Linked DNA regions of Homo sapiens: region 1 is linked to region 2. Evidence: chromatin contacts called from ENCODE Hi-C or POLR2A ChIA-PET data. All regions are on one chromosome and are shown on one strand. Each heading gives the region's core, a stretch centred on a gene start or an enhancer-like site at or near the end of the contact. The rest is flanking DNA. Distances are from core to core; before and after follow the strand shown.

Region 1 (4,118 bases), core at 937-3,436, 870 kb after region 2:
TTAATACATACCAGAATTTAAATAGCCACACAAACATTTTTCTTGTAGTAGTCACCTTAAAAAGCCTTTTACTTTCGTCATTGCTTAAAACCTTTTGAGATCTCTCTTGATTTTCTCTTCCGGGCTAGATGATAAGCCTCAAGTAGGATAAGCCGAGTTACTAATCATCTTTCAGGCTTAACTCTGAACAACTGTGGCTTTTTCAAAAATCATTGACATCCATCTTCAGAAAAAAACATTTCCACAATATAGGCAAAAGAACATACCCATAGCTTGGGAATCCAGTTCTATAATTGTTTGAGGATTCATAACAGCCAATAAGGTTGCTACATTGAAGGGGATGAATTTTACTTAAATTATATTTATTAAAAAACAGTAATTGTTTTACAGTCATGACTATTTATATCCTCTAAATTTTTGAGACAGGGTCTCACTCTGTCACACGAGCTGGAGTGCAGTGGCATGATCATGGCTCACTGCAGCCTTGACCTCCTGGGCCCAAGTGATCCTCCTACCTAAGCCTCCCAAGTAGCTGGGACCATAGGCATGCAACATCATGCCTGGCTAATTTAAAAAAATTTTTTTTGTAGAGATGGGGTCTCACTATGTTGCCCAGGCTCGTCTCGAACTTGTGGGCTCAAGCAGTCCTTCCGCCTTGGCCTCCCAAAGTGTTGGCATTATAAGCATGAGCCACTGAAAACTTTATTTATTTATTTTTTGCCCAGTCTTATGGTGCTAATGAAACTTAATTTTATTACTCTATCACACCTATATTTTAAGTCTCTGTTGTCATACAAGTTATAGCTAGATATAAAACAACTGGCTGAGGCTGGGCATGGTGGCTCACGCTTGTAATCCCCGCACTTTGGGAGGCTGAGGCGGGTGGATCACTTGAGGTCAGGAGTTCAAGATCAGCCTGGCCAACAAGGTGAAACCCCATCTCTACTAAAATACAAAAATTAGCCGGGCATGGTGGTGCATGCCTGTAGTCCCAGCTACTCGGGAAGCTGAGGCAGGAGAATTGCTTGAACCCAGGAGGTGGAGGTTGCAGTGAAGTGAGATTGCACCACTGCACTCCAGCTTGGGTGACAGAGCAAGACTCCCTCTCAAAATAAAACAAAAAATGAATAGTTCGGGCGCAGTGGCTCACGCCGTAATCCTAGCACTTTGGGAGGCCTAGGCGGGCGGATCATCTGAGGTCAGGAGTTCAAGACCAGCCTGGCCAACAACACGGTGAAATCTTGCTTCTACTAAAAAAAATACAAAAATTAGCCAGACATGGTGGCATGTGCCTGTAGTCCCAGCTACAGGGGAGGCTGAGGCAGGAGAATTGCTTGAACCCAGGAGGCAGAGGTTGCAGTGAGCTGAGATCATGCCACTGCACTCCAGCCTGGGTGACAGAACAAGACTCCGTCTCAAAAAATAAAAATAAAAAATAATAATAAAATAAAGCAACTGACCTGATTTGGCCGATAAATCATTTTGACACCTATAAAGTAATTTGACCTAAAGGAGCTTAAATTAGAATAAACAATCATAAATGAAGAACTACTTTAAGTAGTGTTTTTTTTTTTTGTTTGTTTTTTTTTGAGGTGGAGTCTCACTTTGTCACCCAGGCTGGAGTGCAGTGGCGCGATCTCGGCTCACTGCAAGCTCTACCTCCTGGGTTCATGCCATTCTCCTGCCTCAGCCTCCCGAGTAGCTGGGACTACAGGCGCCCACCACCACACCTGGCTAATTTTTTGTATTTTTTAGTAGAGACGGGGTTTCACCATGTTAGCCAGGATGGCCTCGATGTGCTGACTTCGTGATCCACCTGCCTCGGCCTCCCAAAGCGCTGGGATTACAGGCGTGAGCCACCGCACCTGGCCAAGTAGTGTTCTTAAGATGATTAAAGAGATTTATTGGACTAGATCAAGTTTAGCTTCAAGGAGCCAAATTTGGCCTACTACCAATATTTATTATACAGCCTGTGAGCTAAGAACAGTTTTTATATTTATTAGTGGTTGGGGAAAAAAGATATTTTGTAATACATGAGAATCATGTGAAAGTCACATTTCAGCATTCATAGTTTTATTTGTGTACAACCACACTTGTTTGTGGATTGTCTGTGACCTTTAGGTGTACAGTGGCAGAGTTGAGTAATTGCAACAGGAAGTATGTGGCTCTCAAAGCCTCAAATGTTTACTATCTGCCCCTTTACAGAAAGTGTTTGTTAGACCAAAGCATAGATCATCATTTCACAGTGTGCTGGGAATAATGTAGTCAAGCTTTTATTTGCTTATTGCTGGGTGTTCATGCCTGCCGTATTGAAGTTCCTGGTGAATTAAGGAGGAAATAAACTACCTAATAAATGCATTTTGATAAACAAGAGCTTTTAAAACAAGCTAATTGTGTTGGAGGAAGACAACAAGAAGTCCTTTCTCCTGTACATCATATTTTACGGCATATGCATAATCAGCATACAAAAAGGGATTAAAAGTTTTAATTAAGGTTTTGTTTAATTACTTTGTTTTCTTGGGTTTTATTCATTTTTCTTAACTATTCTTTCCCTTTATTATCTATTTTTATTCTTATTCATTTGCTTATTTATTTTTTGAGACAGGGTCTCACTCTGTCACCCAGGCTGGAGTGCAGTGGTACGATCATGATTCACTGCAGCCTCGACCTCCGCAGGCTCGGGTGATCCACCTGCCTCAGCCTCTTGAGTAGCTGGGACTGTGTGCACCACCCTGCCTGGCTAATTTTTTGTAAAGATGGGGTTTTGTCATGTTGCCCAGGTTGGTCTTAAACTCCTGGACTCAAGCAGGTTACTCCTGGACTTAAGCAATCTGCCTTCCTTGACCTCCCAAAGTTCTGGGACTACAGGAGTGAGCCACTGCACCCAGGCTATTATCAATTTTTAGAGTGCGTTAGTATCATAGCAACTTTCAGGGGGGACCAGTGAGGTTTTTTTTTTAGGTATCATTATGAGCTCATGGAATTTTATATATTTATATGTTTTAATCACTTGCGATCATTATTCCTTTCGATCCTCAAATTGTCTCATCTTTGGTCATTGGGAGTCCCTTCAAGTTGGTTCATTTGTCCTTTTAACGTGAACCTAGTATTCTTTGATAATGTGTTTTTGCATGCAAGATGTCCCAGGTTTTACACTACATTTTCTGCCTTAGGCTTGCCATCAGCCGTTTCTCCAAGGAGCCTTGATTCCTTTTGTAGGAAATGGAATTTTTTTTTTTTTTTTTTTTTTTAAGAGACAGGGTCTCACCATGTTACCCAGGCTGGAGTACAGTGGCACCATCATAGCTCACTGCAGCCTTGAATGCCAGGCTCAAGCAGTCCTCCTGCCTCGGCCTCATGAGTAGCTAGGACTATAGGTTTACACCACTACACTCAGCTAATTTTTAAATTTTTTTTGTAGAGATGGGATCTTGCTGTTTCCCCAGCTGATCTTGAACTCCAGAGCTCAAGTGATCCTCCTGTCTTGCCCTTCCAAAGTGCTTGAATTACAGGCATGGGCCACAGTGCCCAGCTGGGAATGATTTTTAGACAGCAATCTTAGTGCTTTGTTAATTTTTGCTTTGCATTTTAAACATGTCTTCTCTGTTTTTTTCATTCCCTTTACCATTTATAATTTTCTTCATTATTTCACTATGAACTAATGTAAACACAAAACATGTTCATTCCTTGAATGTAAGCTACACACTTAAACCTTTTTTGATACACTTCCCAGTTTATCTGATGCCATATGAAAAAACTTGGATTTATCTCCAGATTCCTCCATATCTTGTCTTTCTGTGGATGGCTCATAAAGTGTGCGTGTATGTGTGTTGTGTTTGCTAGATACATTATAATTATTGTTATTTATTTATTTAAAGAAAGGATCTTGTTCTGTTGCAGTGGCAGTCAGACCATAGCTTGCTGCAGCCTTGATCTCTTGGGCTCAAATGATCCTCCTGCATCAGCCTCCCAAGTAGCTGGGACTATAGACATGTGCTACCACACCCAACTAACTTTTTACTTTTTTGTAGAAAGATTTCGGTGTGTTGACCTGGCTGGTCTCAAATGCCTGGCCTCAAGCAATCCTTCAGCCTCGGCCTCTCAAAGTGCTGGGATTA
Region 2 (4,224 bases), core at 335-2,834:
TGTTCCTTCTCCATGTTTTTTTTCAGTGTCTAATCTGGTCCTACTCCTACCCCCAAATAATTTTCCAGGGGTCCCAGGGGTGCCCCATGCTCTACACACCTTCTTTTTTTTTTTTTTTTTTTGAGATGGAGTTTCGCTCTTGTTACCCAGGCTGGAGTGCGATGGCACAATCTTGGCTCACTGCAACTTCCGCCTCCCGAGTTCAAGCAATTCCCCTGTCTCAGCCTCCCAAGTAGCTGGGATTACAAGCATGCACCACCACGCCCGGCTAATTTTGTGTTTGTAGTAGAGACGGGGTTTCTCCATGTTGGTCAGGCTGGTCTCAAACTCCTGACCCCAGATGATCCGCCTGCCTCGGCCTCCCAAAGTGCTGGGATTACAGGTGTGAGCCACCGCACCCGGTCCTACATCTTCTTGGATGCTATCTGCCACACAAAATAGAATAAGAGCTAGAAGGGACCTGACAGGAATACAGCTACTTCTATAGATAAGGAAAACTTGGTCCTGAAACAAACTCACCAAGGCTACAGCTTGCTAGTCCCAATATTGTAATTCCACCCCCCAGTGTCCCATCCCTCTAGGTCTCATCAGGTCATTCATTTTCACTAGAAGTAAGTGTAGGTCAAAGCAACTGGATTCATTACTACTCCTCTCAGAAAACAACTAACAAGGGGTTTTGGTTGAGAAATTTCAGAAAAAAACTGGTTGGTTGGTGGGGAACAATTTTGAACGATGGGTACTTTCCATGTCCTCAAATCACATTCTGCCTGTAAATAAATCACACTTCAAAAATACAAACATAAGAACTGATCTGTAGTGACCCGCTTATTGGCAACTGTAAAGAATGTAAGCTGCATGAGGAGAGAAACTCTGTTTTATTCACATCTGTATTTCCAGTATGTAGAATAGAAGCTGGCACTGAATAGCAGCTCAACAGCAAATATTCGTTAAATGAACAAAATGAAGAAAGCATCCCTCTTTTCTTCTCTCTATAGTCCATCCCCACCCCCATTTTGTTCTCTTAAGGTCTAGTTTCCTTAATCAAAACTATGTTCTGAGGTAAATATCTACCTGTCATTTATACTTTCGTAGCCTTTAAGTCACTGCTTGGAGTGTTTGGAATTTCAGTTTCACATCTAACAAAAGGCTTTGAACCCCCATCGCAGGTCTCCAGTCTCAGCCAACAATGGAAGGCCTTTGTGGCCAGGCCTTTCTGCACATATGGCCAAGATTTGGATTCTTTGGAAGAATAGCAAACTATTCATTGGAACAGCTCCCTTCCCCAGTGACCTCTTGATTCCCTCCTGTGGCTCTCCTTAGCCTTCATATCCTTGTAAAGTAATCTAAAACCCTATCTTCCTGCTGTCTTTATCTTCCTTTCTCAGCTGTCAAAACCTGGAAGACATGCTGCTGTTGCATATTTAGCCTCAACTATATTGTTTAATAAATGCCAAGTTGCCAGTTTCTCACACTCCACTCTATGAAGCCAGAACACCTCACCTTACTGAGTTAACCAGGAACCCATGCTCACCCTATAATACACTAGGGGGTGCTGTTGCTATATCCAGACCCAGTTGCTGTAGCCCGACTGGAAACAGGAAAAGGAAACAAGGGAGCCTTCAGGGTCCTGAGAGACATTTCTAGATGGGCCACTCTCTGCACAAGCCCTCAGCACAGTTCCTCAGAAGCAAAGAACATTATACCTTACCAAGCCACACAATTCCAGAATGAAGTTCACAAATGGTACAAAAAGAAGGGAGGGCTGAAGATCTCCAAGCGAAAGGCTTTATTGTAAGACTCATTAACATACATGGGCCTACACAATCATATTTATGCCAGCTGCTAGATGTGAATAATTAATGCTCACCCTGCTACCAGTTAAAACTCTGTTTAGACAATCAAGTGGCAAATACTGTCAGGCAGAATCGGATACAACAAATGCAATCATAACAGGCGAGAAATACTTGAGTTTATCACTGATTTTCACAATCATCTTTCCTTGTATGTGATATCTAAGACTTTGGGAATGAAAGTTTTATATACAAACAAATGAGTATCCACCTCTCTCAGCCCGCGGCTTGGCTGCTGCACAAAGCTTCCAAGCTGCCAGGGAAGCCTCCTTGGCCTCACTTAACTCTTTGCTGAAATGACTGGTAGACCCCATATGACAGAGAAAGCTCTCACATACATCAAAAAGGCTTTTGGCCTTTCAAATTTCTGAATAAGTCATCATGAAAAAAGAAATATTTTGTTGGGTTTGTGGATTTTTTTAAGATAAGTTTTAAAATGTGCATTTTAAAAAAATTATCTGAACGAGACCCTCACCTAACAGTGTGAACGTTAAACATTCCCACACAGAGAAGAATGGATCTCCACCAAGGGAAATATGTCTGGTATTAATCCAAGAAGAAACAATCTAGCTCACCCTCCCTGCCCCACAAGCTAGGGTTTCATACCCTTTGTGGTATGATTTGCAGTACTCCTCACAAAATGCTAGTAAGAACTCATTAATGCTAACAATTGAATTGGAACTATCTTTGGCTCCAAAAGCAACCCAGCCAAGCTAGAAACTTGAAGGATCCCAAAGTAAATCAAGAGGAACTAAGACAAAGGTGCCATTCTAGGGCCAATCTTCACAGAATGGTTTCCCTTTTGCCCTGAATCCCATCCCTAAAAGAGACCGAATCCCAGCTGTAGCTGCATCATACTTTCAAATGAAATGCAAGGCATTTCTGAGCCCAGGTTTTTCCACAACGACTAGATTGACATTTCCACATAAAGCTCTACAAACGAGGATTAATATGTCACACTTAATAAAGAGTCAAGGGAACTTATGGCTCTCAACATAATTTCTGCCTTCAGATACCCAAAAGATACACTCCATCAGCTACCAGGGCTGATTACTTCAGTTACATAACCCAGGCCCACACTAACCTAGAGAGCAGATTACAATGGGGGAGGTTGGTGGGTGTGCTGGAAGGTATCGTTTGAAAAAATCTTAACTCTGAAATAGCTACTCAGAAAAGTCCTTTAGGGGCACTCTGCTCAACTTCATTGGGAATCATTAAGGTTAACATAATCATATACCAAAGAGAGCACACAGATGGTTAACACCAATATATCCATGATCCAAGGTCCTGATAAATGGCAAGTAGTTATTTCCAGTCTTAGTGCTAGAGTATGTAGCTAGGCACACATGAGCAGGGCAGGAGAGGTCCCCCACCACCCCCAATGTCAGGCAATTGTTAAACTGTCTCTCTAAAATAATAAAATAATAAGGATTGGTCACAACCAGTGACAGGGAAAGGCAGTCTCCCAATAGATAAAAAACACCTGAAGCTGGTGATCATGAGCTGGGCAAGTGGGCTCAAGCATTTGCACTAAGAGGCAAATGGCAGAGTTTAACTGATATATGACCTTTCTCTAGGAACACTCAACTGGTAAGACCTCAAATGAGCACGTGCACAACTTCGGCACACACTGCATGTGGCCCCTCCCAAGTGCTGGCAGGCCATTTTGCATATGGACAGCTCACCCCAAGGAAAACTCAAGGGAGGACAGATGCACCCCAGAAGCATGCCACTGTATAAAACCCCAAGTCAAAGGTCACACAGGGCACCTGGATCTCTCAAGTTGCTCATTTGGCCCTCTTCCAAGTGTACTTTACTTCCTTTCGTTCCTGCCCAGAAACTTTTTAACAAATTTTCACTACTGCTCAAAAACTTGCCTCAGTCTCTCACTCTGCCCATGCTCCTTGGATGAATTCTTTCTTTTGAGGAGGCAAGAATCGAGTTAGTGCAGACCTGTATGGATTTGCCACTGCTAACATACTTTGGTGTGTGACTCAGATATGTTCCATAGTGGTAAGACACCTCTATGCCTCACCTTTGGCTGAAGGTGTTCAACTCCCATACATGGTTTCCCTCTCCTCAGTTTCTCTCTCCTGCTTACTAAGCAACCCCCAGAACGAGTCCTCTCAGCCAAAGAGGCTCGGCTCCTCACTGAGCTGATCTCTCAGCTCACCCTGATGGGTGGCTCATGGGGGTGGGAAGGACCTTGGAGTCTGCACCAAGTAGACCTGAGACACTAAAGGCCTTCCTGAACAGGAGGCTTGCAAGAGTCATAGGGCTGAACCCTAAGACTGTGCAATGTCTGGGGTTTCCTCTGCTTTTTCAACGAAAACTGGCTCTTTTCCAAACGCCTGCACCACCTACTCTCCTGTTA

Evidence for each region. A loop is a pair of places that touch in the nucleus more often than their neighbours do. ChIA-PET counts read pairs that join two places held with the same protein, here RNA polymerase II (POLR2A). Pooled maps may share reads with other maps.
Region 1: a pooled map shows a loop between it and region 2 (3-fold over the local background). The contact joins two enhancer-like sites. A Hi-C loop is called at or near these places in 4 of 168 maps with a recorded cell type or tissue (A673, IMR-90, endothelial cell of umbilical vein and 1 more) and 3 of 50 pooled maps. POLR2A ChIA-PET finds 5 or more read pairs at or near these places in 1 of 52 experiments (T-cell).

What each region holds. Positions count from the first base shown.
Region 1 is chr14:31,376,259-31,380,376 of GRCh38, reverse strand. All of the region lies in intron 11 of HEATR5A (HEAT repeat containing 5A), which reads left to right. Among named protein-coding and RNA genes, the nearest start is that of HEATR5A, 42 kb to the left of the region's middle. Within about 2 kb of position 2,186, at least 2 of the 41 ENCODE cell types and tissues checked have a DNase peak (open chromatin) inside an H3K27ac peak, as active enhancers do.
Region 2 is chr14:32,249,596-32,253,819 of GRCh38, reverse strand. No RefSeq gene overlaps it. Among named protein-coding and RNA genes, the nearest start is that of RNU6-8, 48 kb to the right of the region's middle. Within about 2 kb of position 1,584, at least 2 of the 41 ENCODE cell types and tissues checked have a DNase peak (open chromatin) inside an H3K27ac peak, as active enhancers do.